2 separate regions of the Homo sapiens genome follow, and region 2 is linked to region 1. Evidence: read pairs that join two places in POLR2A ChIA-PET (ENCODE). Cell type or tissue: Panc1. All regions are shown on one strand.

Region 1 (8,000 bases):
AATAGAAAGATGAAGCAAAGGAGTCATGTGAGTGAAGTGATTCATCATCATAGGAAAGCGAAGCCAGGAATAGACAGAGAGAAAGAAAGTACATGGAGGGGTCACATGCAGATGGCAAAAGTTGAAACAGGAGGATCAGGTCACTGAGTGGGATACTGGCATTTAATATTCACATTCCAGGTTTTGATAAGGTCCCACGGTTTGAACACGAGAGTGAGGTTATGGAAATGGAAGGGAAGTGTATTTGTTTTCTATTGCTTGAGTAACAAATTACCATCAAGTTAATGTCTTAAAACAATACCCATTTATTATCTCCCAATTGTGGAGGTCAGAAGTCTAGGCTAGGTTAGGCTTTGCTCAGGGTATCAACAGGCCAAGTCAAAGTGTCAGCCAGCTGAAATGAACTCTTAGCTGGACACTCTTCTCTAAAGAACCAAGCAGAGTAAGGTTGTTGGCAGAATCCATTTCTTTTTGGTTCCAAGACTGAGTTTCCTGTGTCCTTGCTGAATGTCAACCAGGGGCACCCTCAGCTCCTCTTGGCTGCCTGCATTTCTTCCCATGTGGCCCCTCCACTTTCAAAACAGTTTGAGTCCTTCTCAAACTTTGAACCCAACTGTCCCTTCTGCCTTTTTTTTTTTTTTTTTTTTTGAGATGGAGTCTCGCCCTGTTGCCCAGGCTGGAGTACAGTGGCACAATCTCGGCTCACTGCAACCTTCGCCTCCCAGGCTCAAGCAATTATCCTGCCTCAACCTCCCGAGTAGCTGGACTACAGGCATGCGTCACCATGCCCAGCTAATTTTTGTTATTTTTAGTAGAGACGGGGGTTTCACCATATTGGCCAGGCTGGTTTCGAACTCCTGACCTCAGGTGATCCACCCACCTTGGCCTCCCAAAAGTGCTGGGATTATAGGCATGAGCCACTGCGCCCAGGCTCTTTCTGCCTTTTAAAGGGCTTATGTGATTAAATCAGGCCCACCTTTACAATCTTGATATGTTAGAGTCATCTGACTTAGGACTTTAGTTATAACTTCAAAATCCTTCAGATCAGTACCTAGATTAGTGCTTGATGAAATAACCAGGGAATGAACTGGAATTGTAGGGGTTAGGGGAGAGGGAGATCTTTAGAATTCTGCCTATCCTGGAGATGGAGTTGAGATCAGAGAGCACAGAAGCTAGGGTGATGGGATGATCATCAAAATAAACAGAGAAGTTACCAAGATAGCAATAATCTTGGAGAGACGAGAAATGTCAAAAAGCAGGCGTCAAAGTCTTTTAGACATGGAAAGTGAAGAGAAGGTGGGTTTTACACAGAGAGAGACAGCATCGGGGAGGGGGCAGGGGATTGTGGGGGTAGTAAGAGCCCAGATGCTGGAGCCAGAACACCTTGGTTCATGTAATTTGCTTTATACAGCAGACAAGAGACCAATTAAGAAGTAATTCATTTGGTTATAAAGTTTATTTAGGGCCAGGTGCAGTGGTTCACACCTGTAATCCCAGCGCTTTGGGAGGCTGAAGCGGGTGGATCATGAGGTTAGGAGATTGAGACCATCCTGGCCAACATGGTGAAACCCCATCTGTACTAAAAATACAAAAATTAGCTGAGCATGGTGGCATGCGCCTGTAGTCCCAGCTACTCAGGAGGCTGAGGCAGGAGAATCGCTTGAACCCAGGAGGCAGAGGTTGCAGTGAGCTGGGATCTCGCCACTGCACTCCACCCTGGTGACAGAGCTAGGCTTCCTCTCAAAAAAAAAAAAAGTTCATTTGGTTATAAAGTTTATTTGGTTATAAAGTTCACTTCTAAAAATTAGACTGCAGTGAAAAAAAAAAAACTACGTATTGATAATTAACCTGCAGAGTCAGATAGTACAGTAGAGTATATAACATTTGTCTCTGCAGATTAAGCTAAAAGGTTAAATGTTAAGAATTCACCAAACTACATTTCAGTACCTATAAAAGTCTTTTGTTTAACTAAATTTTGTAGGGAAGTATAACATACATAAGTCTTTTGTTTAACTAAATTTTGTAGGGAAGTACAACATACCAAAAAAGTACAGGAAATCTAAGTGGACAGCTTGATATATATTTACAAAGTGAACACACCTGTATACCTGTCACTCAGATTAAAAAAAAAAAAATTGTATTAGCAATGCCACAGAAGCCTCCCTCAAGCTCCATCCCTTCCAAAGGTAACATCTATTACCATTAAAGGTCATCACTCCCAAAGGTCATCCCATCCATTCTGACTTCTATCATTATATATTAGTTGTGTCTGTTTAAAACTGTATATAAATGAAGTAGTTATCTTTTTTTTTTTTTTTTTGAGACAAGGTCTCACTCTGTCACGCAGACTAGAGTGCAGTGGCACAGTCTCAGGTTACTGCAGCCATGGCCTCCTGGGTTCAAGCAATTCTCCTGCCTCAGCCTCCTGAGTAGCTGAGATTACAGGCATGCACCACCATGCCCGGCTAATTTTTGTATTTTTAGTAGAGATGGGGTTTCACCATGTTGGCCAGGCTGGTCTGGAACTCCTGACCTCATGATCCACCCGTCTCAGCCTCCCAAAGTGCTGGCATTACAGGCATGAGCCATCATGCCCAACCAAGCAAGTAGTTACCATTTTGAGACTGTCTTCTTTTGTTGAATATTATCGGCATGAAATTCATATATTTTGCAGGTCATAAAGGCTTATTCATTCTTATCTTTATGAGGATTCCACTTTATGAGTACAGTGTAATTTATTTATCTACTTTTGATGGGCCTTTGGGTCCTTTCCAGTTTGGCAATACACCCTAAAGTGTTAGATTAGAAAAGAGTTCTAATGGTCAGTTAAACCCATCATCCACAAGTATGGCTAAATGGAGGCCCAAAATGTGAAACTATTTTCTCCCTTTGATTATGCTCCAAACGGCACAAACAAACCAGAAAAATAGCAAGAAGATCAATATTGTAGAAGAAAGTAAGTAAACGATGATTCCGTTTCTTCCTCAAGCAGATGTCATCTAACCCCTCATTAAGCAATGTTTTTTTGAGGGCTCCCTTACATTAGGTCCCATGTTTGGCACTAAAGAAGAGAAACAAGACACAGGTCCAGGCACAGTGGCTCACACCTGTATTCCCAGCACTTTGAGAGGCCGAGGTGGGTGGATCACCTGAGGTCAGGAGTTCGAGACCAGCCTGGCCAACATGGTGAAACCCCGTCTCTACTAAAAATACAAAAATTAGCCAGGCATGGTGGCATGCGCCTGTAGTCCCAGCTACTCGGGAGGCTGAGGCAGAAGAATTGCTTGAACCCGGGAGGCGGAGGTTGCGGTGAGCCGAGATTGTGCCACTGCACTCCAGCCTGAGTAGCAGAGTGAGACTCCGTCTCAAAAAAAAAAAAAAAAAAAGCTGCATTTTTAAACCTTTTTTTCTTTCCTCCTTTCTTGCCAGTCTCAAGACACAGCTTTGAGACAAACCACAGATGTGTTTTCTGTTGTCTTGAAATATGCCTTTGAATGTGTTTTAACACTCTATTCCCTTCCCTTTCCCACCTTATGCTCTCATGCCTTATGCACATTTATTTACCTGGATGCTTGTTAAGCTCACATCATACTCACTTATCTGGTCATATATTTCTTTAGAAGCTTCAGGGGCCTAATCCTGACACAAAAACAGGCACTTCTGGGATTCTCTTCCCAGCCGGAGATGACTTCTAGGCCAGGGTTCACTCCCAGATAGATATTGACTGCAAGACTGACTGGGATTGATTTGTAACTTGGATGAGCCCACGAAGGTGCTGGCCCCTTCACCAGATGGAACAATAATTCAAGATAAGCTACTAGGGCAAGCCCACGCCACCTGGCACCTACTAGCCCCCTTGCCTCTCCGGCATTCAAAGCCCCTCTTCTGAAACCCCTGCCCTCTCTCCAGAAATTGGAAAGTGGAAATTTTTGTAAAGTATTCTGACCACTTTCCTCCTTGCTGTCAATGGATAATAAAATTCACTCTTTATCATACCTCACTCTTGTTATTTTGTCTTCATTCCACAGGCAGCGAGCGACCGGCTCCTCTTTCAGTTATAAACCTAACGTTTTAGAAAGGTTAATCTTATCAACCTAAATGCCCATAATTAGCAGATGGGATAAAGAAAATGCACTGGTATATATGTATATACCATGAGGGTGTAAGACATATACACCATGAAGTACTATGCAGCCATAAAAAGGAATGAGATCATGTCTTACAGGAACACGGATGGAGCCGGAGACTATTATCCTTAGTAAACTAACGCAGGAACAGAAAACCAAATATCACATGTTCTCACTTATAAATGGGAGCTAAAGGATGAGAACTCATGAACACAAAGAAGGAAACAACAGACACGGGTCTACTTGAGGGTGGAGGTTGAGAGGAGGGAGAGATGCAGAAAAAATAACTTGGGTACTGGGCTTAATACCTGGTTGATGAAATCACCTGCACAACAAACCCTCATGACACGAGTTTACCTATACAACAAACCTTCACATATACCCCTGAACCTAAAGTAAAAGTTAAAAAAAAAAAAAAAAGAAAGGTTATTCTGTTCATGTATAGAATGGATGGGGGGATGTGGGAAGGCAGAGATCAGTCTGGAAATTTAAAAAAAAAATGATTGAACTAAAGAGATGACTTAAACTGAGAAAAGAGGCATCAAAGAAACATTGTAAATGAAGAATTTACAGAAGCTGGTGACTGAGAACACTGAAGGTGAAAGACAAAGAAGCTAGAGATGACTTCAAGGTCTGATTCGTTCTTTTTCAAATTGGCTAATTATTTGATTGTCTCCTGTTCTTCCTCATGTTTTCAATGCCATCTTCACATTTTAAAACATTTCAAGCAGAGTTATTTACTTTAATTCTGATAATTATAATATCCAAAGTCTTTGTGTTTCTGGTTGTATTATCTATGGCTTGCTTGATCTCTTTTTTTATTATTATGAATTTTTTGTTGGCTGCCTCTCTGTAGGAATTCTTTGAGGATTGAGGAGGATACATTTATCTGGGAAAGTTTGTGTTTGCTTTAAGACACCTGGGAATATTACCCATCCTGACAGCCTTTGAATTACAGACCTGTGGGGCCCAGCATGATGGCATGTGCCTGTAATCCCAGCTACTCAGAAGGTCGAAGCAGGAGGATCACTTGAGGCCAAAGGAGTTCCAGGCCACAGTGTGCTATGATTGTGCCTGCAAGTGGATTCTGCACTCCAGCCTGGGCAACATGGCAAGACCCCATCTCTAAAATAAAATAAATAAGGCTGGGTGCGTTGGCTCATGCCTGTAATCCCAGCACTTGGGAGGCCAAGGCACATGGATCACCTGAGGTCAGGAGTTCGAGACCAGCCTGGCCAACATGGTGAAACTCCGTGTCTACTAAAAATACAAAAATGAGCTGGGCATGGTGGCAGGTGCCTGTAATCCCAGCTACTCGGGAGGCTGAGGCAGGAGAATCCTTGAACCTGGGAAGCAGAGGTTGCAGTGAGCCAAGATCACACCACTGCACTCCAGCCTGGGCAACAAGAGCAAAGCTCCGTCACAAAAAAAAAAAAAATTGCTGGGCCTAGTGGCTCATGCCTATAATCCCAGCACTTTGGGAGGCGGAGCTGGGCGGATCACCTGAGACCAGCCTGGCCAACCTGGTGAAACCCCGTCTCTACTAAAAATACAAAAATGAACCAGGCACAGTGGCACCCGCCTGTAATCCCAGCTTACTCAGGAGGCTGAAGAAGGAGAATCACTTGAACCAAGGAGGCAGAGGTTGCAGTGAGCCGAGTCACGCCACTGCACTCCAGCCTGGGAGACAGAGCAAGACTCTGTCTCAGGGAAAAAAAAAAAAATTAATTAATTAATTAAATTAATAAGTAAATAAAGTATAGACTTGTGGTTTTTCAATCATACAAAGAATGTAGATTCAGATCCCAAACCACTTAAGATCTGGTCAGTGGCTACAAATTCTTAGAGGAGGCTTTATTTCTTCTTTTTTTAAACTTCCATTCATAGCCCAGCCCAAGATGGAAATGTATTCTCTATTTTGCAGGAGGGGTTTTTTTCTGGCTTGCCCATTCTGAGCTCCAGACAGTATGCATGAAGATAAGCTTCCATTCTGTGTGGATTCAGGGCTTTGTTCCCTGTCTTCTCTGTGTAGTGAACTTTTTAGGTCATAAATAGCATTGTAGGGCTCAAGGCACACAGGGACTTTGAAGGGTAGCTTAATTGCCTGGTCTCTGCTCCTGTTCCATTAGTGATCTTAGTGGACTCATCTAAACATTGAAAAGCAGTTTTTAACACATTAAGTATTTTTCATTATTATGTAGGTCAAGTGGTTTCAGAATTTCTAACACTGCAATATTGCTAAAAATGGAAGTCCTCAATTGTATTGGTCATCATATTCACTTTTTCTTGTTATTATGGAAATTTTGAAACATCTCCAAAGTAGAAAGCATAGTATGACAAACCCCTATGTATCAATCTTCAACTAGTGGCCAATCTTTGTTTCATTGATACCTGCCTTTTTTCCCTCTTTCCCACAGATTATTTTGAAACAAATTTCAGAAAGCAAACTACTACACAATTGATTTACTTAGGAAATGGAATTATGTTCTGTGTGATTGCATCTAAATAGCTTCATTAACCACATCCTTTTGCCTTCCATTGTTTACTGTAAAATTATGAATCTAAAAACTTGAGTAGATTCAGGTCCAATCACTTGACAATAATGCATTCTAGGTGTTGTATACTTCCATTAGGAAGCTCCGAATGCCTAATTTTATTCGTAACTATTTTCAGATCTCTATAAAAGATATGGATTCTATTTTTCAAGCAAACCCCAACACTATTATCACATCTAAACAATGGACAATTTATTTTTACATTTATTTTATTTTAGTGGAAGTGCCAGGGATTGAAATTTTCTCAATAGCATGAAATATCCAGTCATTGTTCAAATATCTCTAATTTTTGGCCAGGCATGGTGGCTCATACCTGTAATCCCAACACTTTGGGAGGCTGAGATGGGAAGATCACTTGAGCCCAGGAGTTTGAGAACAGCCCGGGAAATGTAGCGAGACCCTGTCGCTACAAGAAAAAAGAAAACAAATATCACTGATTGTCTCATAATTTTTAATGTTTAAATTTTCAAATCAAAATCCAAATAATGTCCGTATTACTTTTGGCCGATGTGTCTCAGACTTGTTTAGTTAAAGGATCCCACTCACACTCTCTTATTTCCCCCTTACAGTTTGTTATGGACAGCAGTGTGTCCTTGAGAAATTCATGTTGAAGTGCTATCTTCAATACCTCAGAATGTGACTGTATTTGTAGACAGGGTTTTTGAAGAAGTGATTACATTAAATGAGGTCTTTAGGGTGGGCCTTAATCCAACCTGACTGGTGTTTTTTTTTTTTCTTTTTATTTTACTTTAAGTTCTGGGGTATCTGTGCAGAATGTGCAGGTTTGTTACATAGGTATACACATGCCATGGTGGTTTGCGGTTCCTATCAACCTGTCATCTAGGTTTTAAGCCCCGCATGCATTAGGTATTTGTCCTAATGCTTTCCCTCTCCTTGCTCCCTACTCCCCAACAGGCCCTGGTGTGTGATGTTCCCTCCCTGTGTCCATGTGTTCTCACTGTTCAACTCTCACCTATGAGTGAAAACATGCAGTGTTTGGTTTTCTGTTCCTGTGTTACTTTGCTGAGAATGACGGCTTCCAGCTTCATCCATGTCCCTCCAAAGGACATGAACTCATTCTTTTTTATGGCCACATAGTATTACAGACATGCGCCACCACGCCCAGGTAATTTTGTAATTTTAGTAGAGACAGACAGGGTTTCTCCATGTTGGTCAGGCTGGTCTGGAACTCCTGACCTCAGGTGATCCACCCGCCTCAGCCTCCCAAAGTGCTGGGATTACAGGCGTGAGCCACCATGCCCAGCTGATGATAGTTTCTTTTGCTGTGCAGAAGCTCTTTAGTTTACTTAGATCCCAT
Region 2 (8,000 bases), 100 kb before region 1:
TTCCCCACCACACTCTCTCTCTCTCTCAGTCGGTTTATGTGTTAGTACCCTGTTTATTCCAGAAAGAATATATAACACAATTATGTATAAAAATGGGTGGTTAGCATGATATAAAAACGTCAAAATGAAAAGCAAGCAAAACAAAAGTAAAAATAATGGATTATTAATGAAGCTTAAAAATGCATTCATAAAAACACATATGCTTATTAAGATTGGGCTACAAATTGGGCCCTAAGCTTGCTGGTAATCAGCTTGAAAAGAGAAGCCTGATTAGCTGCAGAGTCCACAATGTCCGTGAGAGTGAAGAAAACAAAAAATGACTTACCAAGAGATGTGAAATTATTCTGGTTAGTTAGTGGCTATTTAAATTGTTAACTTTTTTTTCTTTTTTTTTTTTTTTTGAGATGGAGTCTTGCTCTGCCTCCCAGGCTGGAGTGCAGTGGCACAATCGCGACTCACTGCAACCTCCACCTCCCGGGTTCAAGCGATTCTCTTGCCTCAGCCTCCCAAGTAGCTAGGACTACAGGCACATGCCATCATGCCCGGCTAATTTTTGTATTTGTAGTAGATATGGGGTTTCACCATGTTGGTCTCAAACTCCTGACTGCAAGCAATCTGCCCACCTTGGCCTCCCAAAGTGGTGGGATTACAGGCAGTAGCCACCGTGCCTTTCCTAAATTATTAACATTTATAATAAAATTAACAGCCGCCTTCCATTTGAATACTTTTTACAAAATAGTTAAAAATAAACATAAGTGGGCTTTTATAGTCAGAAAAAAAAATTCAAAGCTTTACCATTAACTTTCAAAAATAAATGGTTAGACAGCAACAACAAAAATCTGTGGTAACTGAGGTACAGAGAACACAGATGAATGTTATTACAAAAGCCACTTTCCTATGAGAAGTCTAGGACAGTGGTTTCTAAATGCCACTCCACAGACAGTGCTAGTAGGTGACAGACTTCTCCAGTCACAGTGAAATTTAAGCATAAAGAAAATGAGGAAAATTTTTACAAGGCTCTATTTAGACAAAGTTCTTATTCTGACATTACATCTTTCCTACTTTGGAGCTGTTGAATGTATTATCTTTTATGAAAAGAAGGCGATCCAGGTTGAGCATCCCTAACCCAAATATGTGAGTCTGAAATGCTCCAAAACCTAAAACTTCTTGAGCACAAACATGATAGTCAAAGGTCATGCTTAAAGGAAATGCTGTCATTGGAGCAGTTTGGATTTTGGGTTTTCAGATTAGGGATGCTGAACCAGTAAGTATAATGCAAACATTCCAAAATATTTTTGAAAATCCCAAATCCAAAACACTTCTGATCCCAAGTATTTCAAATAAGGGATACTCAACCTGTAATATATTTCTTCATTTCTTTATTTATTTTATTATTATTTTAAGATGGCTCATGGCCCACTGCAGCCTCAAACTCCTAGGCTCAAGTGATCTTCCGACCTCAACCTCCCAGGTAGCTCAGGTAGCTGGGACTGCAGGCATGCATCACCATGCCTGGCTAATTTTTTAAAAAATTTTTTGTGGAGGCAGAGTCTCACCTTGCTGCCCAGGCCAGTCTCAAACTCCTGGCTTCAAGCAGTACTCCTGCCTCAGCCTCCCAAAGTATTAGGATTACAGGTGTGACCACTATGCCTGGCCCATATTTCTTCATTTAGTTTTTTCTTTGCCTGCTGTGTTTTTAATGTTCTTTCTTGTTCAAACAAAAAGTTGGCTATTCCTTGCTGTTAGTTAAATTTGCCAATCTATGAAACTGAAAAATGCAGGAGTCCCAGCCTGGTGTTAAATACAAAGAAATCCCAGGTAAATGGCATGCACCCAGTTCCTGCTTGCCCAAGTCCTTGGTGAGGCTTCTGTGGGGTCTCAGTGTTCTGCTCCTCACTCAGTGACCCCTTGTTCTTCAGGAGGACCTGGATTTGGATCACAGTTCTTTACCACGTCCCATGAGCAGCCGAAGTTTCCCTCGAAGCCTGGATGACTCTGAGGAGGATGACGATGAAGATAGCGGACATAGCTCCAGAAGGAGGGGAAGCATTTCTAGTGGCGTTTCTTACGAAGAGTTTCAAGTGTAAGTATAAAGGAATTGGCAGAATTTGCGTTGACAAGAGTCCACATGAGACCAGGCAGTTCCCTCATCTCTCTGAATTCACTCCTTTCCATTACTAATCATCCAGCTTTTAAAAATAACTTATACTGGCCAGACGCAGTGGCTCATGCCTGTAATCCCACCACTTTGGGAGGCCAAAGCAGGCAGGTCATGAGGTCAGAAGTTCGAGACGAGCCTGGCCAACATAGTGAAACCCCATCTCTATTAAAAATACAAAAAATTAGCTGGGCATGGTGGTGGGCACCTGTAATCCTAGCTACTTGGGAGGCTGAGGCAAGAGAATTGCTTGAACCCGGGAGGCGGAGGTTACAGAGAGCCGAGATGGCTCCACTGCACACCAGCCTGGGCGACAGTGCAAGACTCTGTCTCAAAAAAAAAAAAACTTGTCAATTGGTGTTTTGTTTCTTACATAATATGTTTACTATAAAAATTAGCAAATAAGAGCAAAAGAAAACATTAACATTTCACATATTTCTACCAATGAAAAATGTTTATTAATATATCAGTGTTTGTGTCTCTATTTGCATGTGTTTATCAATGTTTCTATATATTTTTATGGCCTAACATATGGTTCGTCCTGAAGAATGTTCCTTGTGCATTTGAGAAGAATGAATATTCTGCTGTTCAAGTGTTCTGTAGATGTTTGTTAGGTCTAGTTTGTTTACAGTTTTATTCAGGTCTCCCATTTCCTGGTTGATCTTAGATGTGCCTAGATGTGGTATTCACGTTTGAAAGTGGGGTATTAAAGTCTCCAAGTATTATTAGTTGGAGTTCATCCCTTCAATTCTGTAAGGTTTTGCTTTGTGTATTTTGGAACTCTGTTGTTGGGTGCATACATATTTATAACTAGTATATTTTCCTAATATATTGACCCTATTTTCTCTCTCAACTTAATGAGGCTAAAGAAAAAAAAGAATTGACCCTGTTTTCATTACAAGATGTTATCCACTTTATCTCTAGTAAAATTCTTTGTTTTAAGTATTTTTTGTTTGATATTACTGTAACCACTCCAGCTTTCTTTTGGTTGCTGTTTGCATGATAAATCTTTTTCCATCCTTTTACTTTAAACTTATTTATATCTTTCAGTCTGAAGTATGTCTCTCCTGTAGACAGCATATAATTGGATCTTATCTTTTTATCCAGTTTGACAATTTCTGTTTTTGATTAGATTGCTTAATCCATTCATTTAATGTTATCATTGATGTAGTTGATTTCTGTCTGCTATTTTATTTTTTGTTTTCTAGCTTACTTTTTTTTGTTCCTCTTTCACTGCTTTCTTGTACATTAAGTGAATATTTTCAAGTATAACATTTAAATTTTTTTAATGATTTTTCATTTTTTTTAGTCAGGAGTTGCTCTAAGACTTAGTTTATACAATTAAGTTATGAAAAATTACTTCAGATATATATTAACTGAATCCAGTGAGATATAGAAATCATTTCTATTTAGCTTTTTTCCTCTTCCCTCTTTTTGTGCTATATATTCATCTATCTATATGTATATATAGTCATCTACATATGTTGCAAATCACATTGTTAGAACAATGTTACATTTTTATAACACACTGTGTAATATATAGTATATAATTTTATATCTCTTAATGAAGCTGAGAGAAGAGGAAGTATATATTTATAAATGTGTATATTAACCTACTTTTTTACCATTTCTAATTCTCTTCTTTTGCTCCTCTGGATTCAAGTTATCATCTGTCGTCATTCTCTTTCTCCGATACAGCTTTGCTACTGCCTACCTCCTATTATTGTCAAATATATTACATTTCTATTATAGACCTTCAGATCCAATTATGTACATATTTTTACACAACTGCTTTTTAAATCAGTTAAGGAACAAAAGGAGAAATGTACATATATACTATATTTTATACCTACACAGTTATCTTTACCAGTGTTCTTTGCCTTTTCATGTGGATTCTGATTACTATCTGGAGTCACTTGCTTTCAGCATAAAGAATTTCCTTTAGTATTTTTTGTAAAGCAGGTTTGCTAGCAATGAATTCTTTCATTTTTTGTTTATCTGAGAATGTTTTTCTTTCTCCTTCATTTCCTCTGGCTTGTATTGTTTCTGATGAGAAGACAGGTGCTAATTTTACTGTGGTCCCCTTGTACATGATGACTCAATTTTCTCTCACCACTTTCAAGATTTTTTTGCTTTTGTCTTTCATTATTTTTACTGTGATATGTCTGGGTATAAATCTCTGAGTTCATCCTACTTAGAAAGTGTTTTTTCTGCTTCTTTCACTTTCTCTTCTCCTTTGGGACCCGCATTATGCATATGCTTAGGGGTATCACATATTTCTCTTAGGCTCTGTTCGTCGTCATTTTTTTTCCCTCTCTGTTCCTCAGAGTGCATAGTCTGTATTGATGTATCTTCAAGTTCACTGACTTGTTCTTCTGTCAGCTTGCTTAAATCTCTGTTGAGCTCCTCTAGTTATTTATTTATTTATTTATTTATTTTATATATATATATATATATATATATATAGAGAGAGAGAGAGAGAGAGAGAGAGAAAGAGAGAGAGAGAGAGACAGGGAGACAGGGTCTCACTCCATCACCCAGGCTGGAGTACAGTGGTGTAATCATGGCTCTCTACAGCCTGAACACCTGGGCTCAAATGATCCTCCTGCCTCAACCTCCCAAGTAGCTAGGACTATGGGCACATGCTGCCATGCCTGGCTAATTTTTAAAAAAAAATTTGTAGAGATGGCATCTTGTTATGTTGCCCAGGTTGGTCTCAAACTCCCGGCCTCAAGTGATCCTTCCGCCTCGGCCTCCCAAAGTGCTGGGGTCACAGGTATGAGCCACCGCACTTAGCCTGAATTTTTTATTTATTATACTTTTCAACTCCAGAATTTCTATTTGGTTCTTTTTAGCAATCTCTGTCTCTTTATTCTGTATTTGATGATATCCTGTATTTGATGAGACAATGTCATCATAACTTCCTTTTTTTTTTAAGAGATAGGGTCTCTCTCTGTCACCCAGGCTAGAGTGCAGTGGCATGATCCTAGCTCACTGCAGCCTCGAACTCCTGAACTCAAGCAATCCTCCCACCTCAGCCTCCTAAGTACCTGACACTACAGGCATGAGCCACTGTACCCAGCTAATTTTTATTTTTTGTAGAGATGGGGTCTAAGTTGCCCAGGCTGGTCTCAAACTCCTGGGCTCAAGTGATCCTCCCTGCTCAGGCTCCCAAAGTGCTGGGATTACAGGCATGAACCACTGGACCCAGCCTCCTTTATTTCTTTAACCATGGTGGGGTTTTTTATTATTTGTTTGTTTGTTTTAACCTGTTTGAATATATTTATAATAGGTACCTTCAGGTCTTTGTCTGCTAAGTCTGACATCTGGGCCCTCTCAAAGACAGTTTCAGTTGTCTTTTTTTTTTTCTTCTTGTGTATGGGAACATTTTCCTGTTTTTTTGTTTTGTTTTTTGTTGTTTTGTTTTGTTGTTGTTGTTGTTGTTAAAGATTGGACATGTTAGATAATATATTGTAGGAACTCTGGCTAGTGATTCCCTTTCCTCCCCAGGACTTGTTTTTATTTCTCTTTGCTTGTTTACTTTTTCATACAGTCTGTTTCCCCACAGTGTCTGCCTCTGACTTTATTCCTTAGAGGGCGCAGCTGTGGCCATGTACGTAGTCACTCTGGGAAGACAGTGGTTTTAGCAGCGTGCTCATTAACTTTCTCTGACCTCTTTGTTATACCTCCTGCCTCTGTGGATATTAGACCCAGTTATTACATTTCATTGTTTACTGATTGGTCTATTGTTTTCCAGAATGCCTTGGGATGTAATTTGCTCCACAGTCTGATCCACTTAAATTCAGGCCTCTTTGCAGGGCTAGTTTTAGAGGCCAGTCTTTTTTTTTTTTTTTTTTTTTTTTTGAGACAGAGTCTCACTCTGTTGCCCAGGCCGGAATGTAGTGGTGCAGTCTCAGCTCACTGCAGCCTCAATCTCTCAGGCTCAAGCAATCTTCCCACCTCAGCTTCTCAAGTAGCTAGGACTACAGGTGCACGCCACCATGCCTGGTTAATTTTTGCATTTTTTATAGAGATGGGGTTTTACCATGTTGCCCCGGCTGGTCTCAAACTCCTGAGTTCAAGCAATCCACCCACCTCAGCCTCACAAAAGGCCGGGATTACAGATATGCACCACCACGCCTGGCCCCTGAGGCCAGTCTTTAACTGTCTTCTTAGCTGTCTCTTTCCCTGGTTCTCTCTGGTGAACTAGCTGGTAATTTGTTTATCTCATAAGGCTACCAGATTCCTTGTAAATGCTTATCCCCACAATCTCCATTGTTTTCAAGAGCATCGTTAGTCTTTAATTTCCTCACGCTTCATTCCAAATAAAGTCCATTCACTTGAGAAGAGTTCTATATTCCTATGACCTGTGTCTCCCCATGAGCAAAACTGCTACTGCTTTACAGAGCCAGGGACAGTGGCCCACCTCTCTGTGGCATCCTGCTTTATGAACAAGTCACTGGGCTCAGATGGCAGTCTCTGATTTTCTCACCTTGCTTCTTCTGGCATGGAAACTCCACCCTACAAGTGGGAACTGAGTGGAAGAAGAGAGCCCCATTCCCCTTAGCCACTCTTAACAGGATTAGAACCTCTGCAACATGCATTTAAGAATGGGAACAGGCTGGGCACAGTGGCTCACGCCTGTAATCCTAGCACTTTGGGAGGTCAAGGCAGGAGGATTGCTTGAGCCAGGAGTTCAGGACCAGCCTGTGCAACATGGTGAGACCCTCATCTCTACAAGAAATAGAAAAATTAACTGGTGGGTTGTGTATACCTGTAATCCCAGCTACTCGGGAGCCTGAAGTGGGAGGATTGCTTGAACCTGGAGGCAGAGGTTGCAGTGAGTCAAGATTACACCATTGCACGCCAGCCTGGGCAACAGAGTGAGACTCTGTCTCAAAAAAAAAAAAAAAAAAAGAGTAGGAACATTGAGGCTGGGCATGGTGGCTCATGCCTGTAATCCTAGCACTATGGGAGGCCAAGGCAGGAGTATCACTTGACGCTAGGAGTTCAAGACCAACCTGGGTAACATAGCGAGACTTTGTCTCTATTAAAAAAAAAAAAAAAAAAGGTGTAAAAAACTTTTGTAACAAGAGTGGGAAAGCCGGGCACAGTGGCTCACACCTGTAATCCCAGCACTTTGGAAGGCCAAGGCAGGCAGGCGGATCACCTGAGGTCAGGAGTTTGAGACCAGCCTGGCCAACGTGGTGAAACCCCATCTCTACTAAAAAATAGAAAAATTATCTGGGCATGGTGGTGCACACCTGTAGTCCCAGCTACTCGGGAGGCTGAGGCAGGAGAATCACTTGAACCTACGAGGCAGAAGTTGCAGTAAGCCAAGATCACGCCACTGCACTCCAGCCTGGGCGACAGAGCAAGACTCTGTCTCAAAAAAAAAAAAAGAGTGGAAATGTTAGGATGAGAAATGCTGGCAGCCTGCCCCTCCCTGGGAGATACTGTAGCCCTAGACTGGAAGTTGGGGGAGGAGGGAGCCCTGTGCTCTTAGCTGCACCCATGTGAAGTTGTGCTTCTATCACATGAGCTGGGGACAGGAGAGAAGGCTCAGATTATGGCTTCAGTGCCACAGAATCTCTTCATACTAAAATTTAGTAGATTTTCTTGAATAAATGCTTTTTCATTTGCTGTACACCCTTAAAAGTTTCTAGAAATTTTTAATATTTGAGTTTTAAAAAATAATTTTCAACAGTTACAGTTATTTCACTAAAGAGAGAGTCTACAGAACCCTCTTGCCACCATTGCAGAGGTTGTCTTTGGCTTACGAGTTTTTAAAGTATTTGTATACATTTTTTAAGTTCAAAATAATAGAATTGTAAGTGAACAT

Evidence for each region. ChIA-PET counts read pairs that join two places held together with the same protein. Peaks named below come from ENCODE experiments on the same cell type or tissue, not always from the same donor. Only the 100,000 strongest peaks of a DNase experiment are listed, where the experiment ranks them.
Region 2: POLR2A ChIA-PET joins it to region 1 with 6 read pairs; 7 of 35 experiments call an interaction of 5 or more read pairs at or near these places.

The regions. Positions count from the first base shown.
Region 1 is chr4:88,166,744-88,174,743 of GRCh38, forward strand. It overlaps a transcript of ABCG2 not described here. Among named protein-coding and RNA genes, the nearest start is that of ABCG2, 12 kb to the left of the region's middle. In Panc1, no CTCF peak of the experiment used is centred here; no DNase peak of the experiment used is centred here; H3K27ac peaks cover 1,571 bases.
Region 2 is chr4:88,065,979-88,073,978 of GRCh38, forward strand. PKD2 (polycystin 2, transient receptor potential cation channel) reads left to right here. Exons shown (of 15, transcript NM_000297.4): 13 at 1,920-2,083. Among named protein-coding and RNA genes, the nearest start is that of PKD2, 62 kb to the left of the region's middle. In Panc1, no CTCF peak of the experiment used is centred here; no DNase peak of the experiment used is centred here.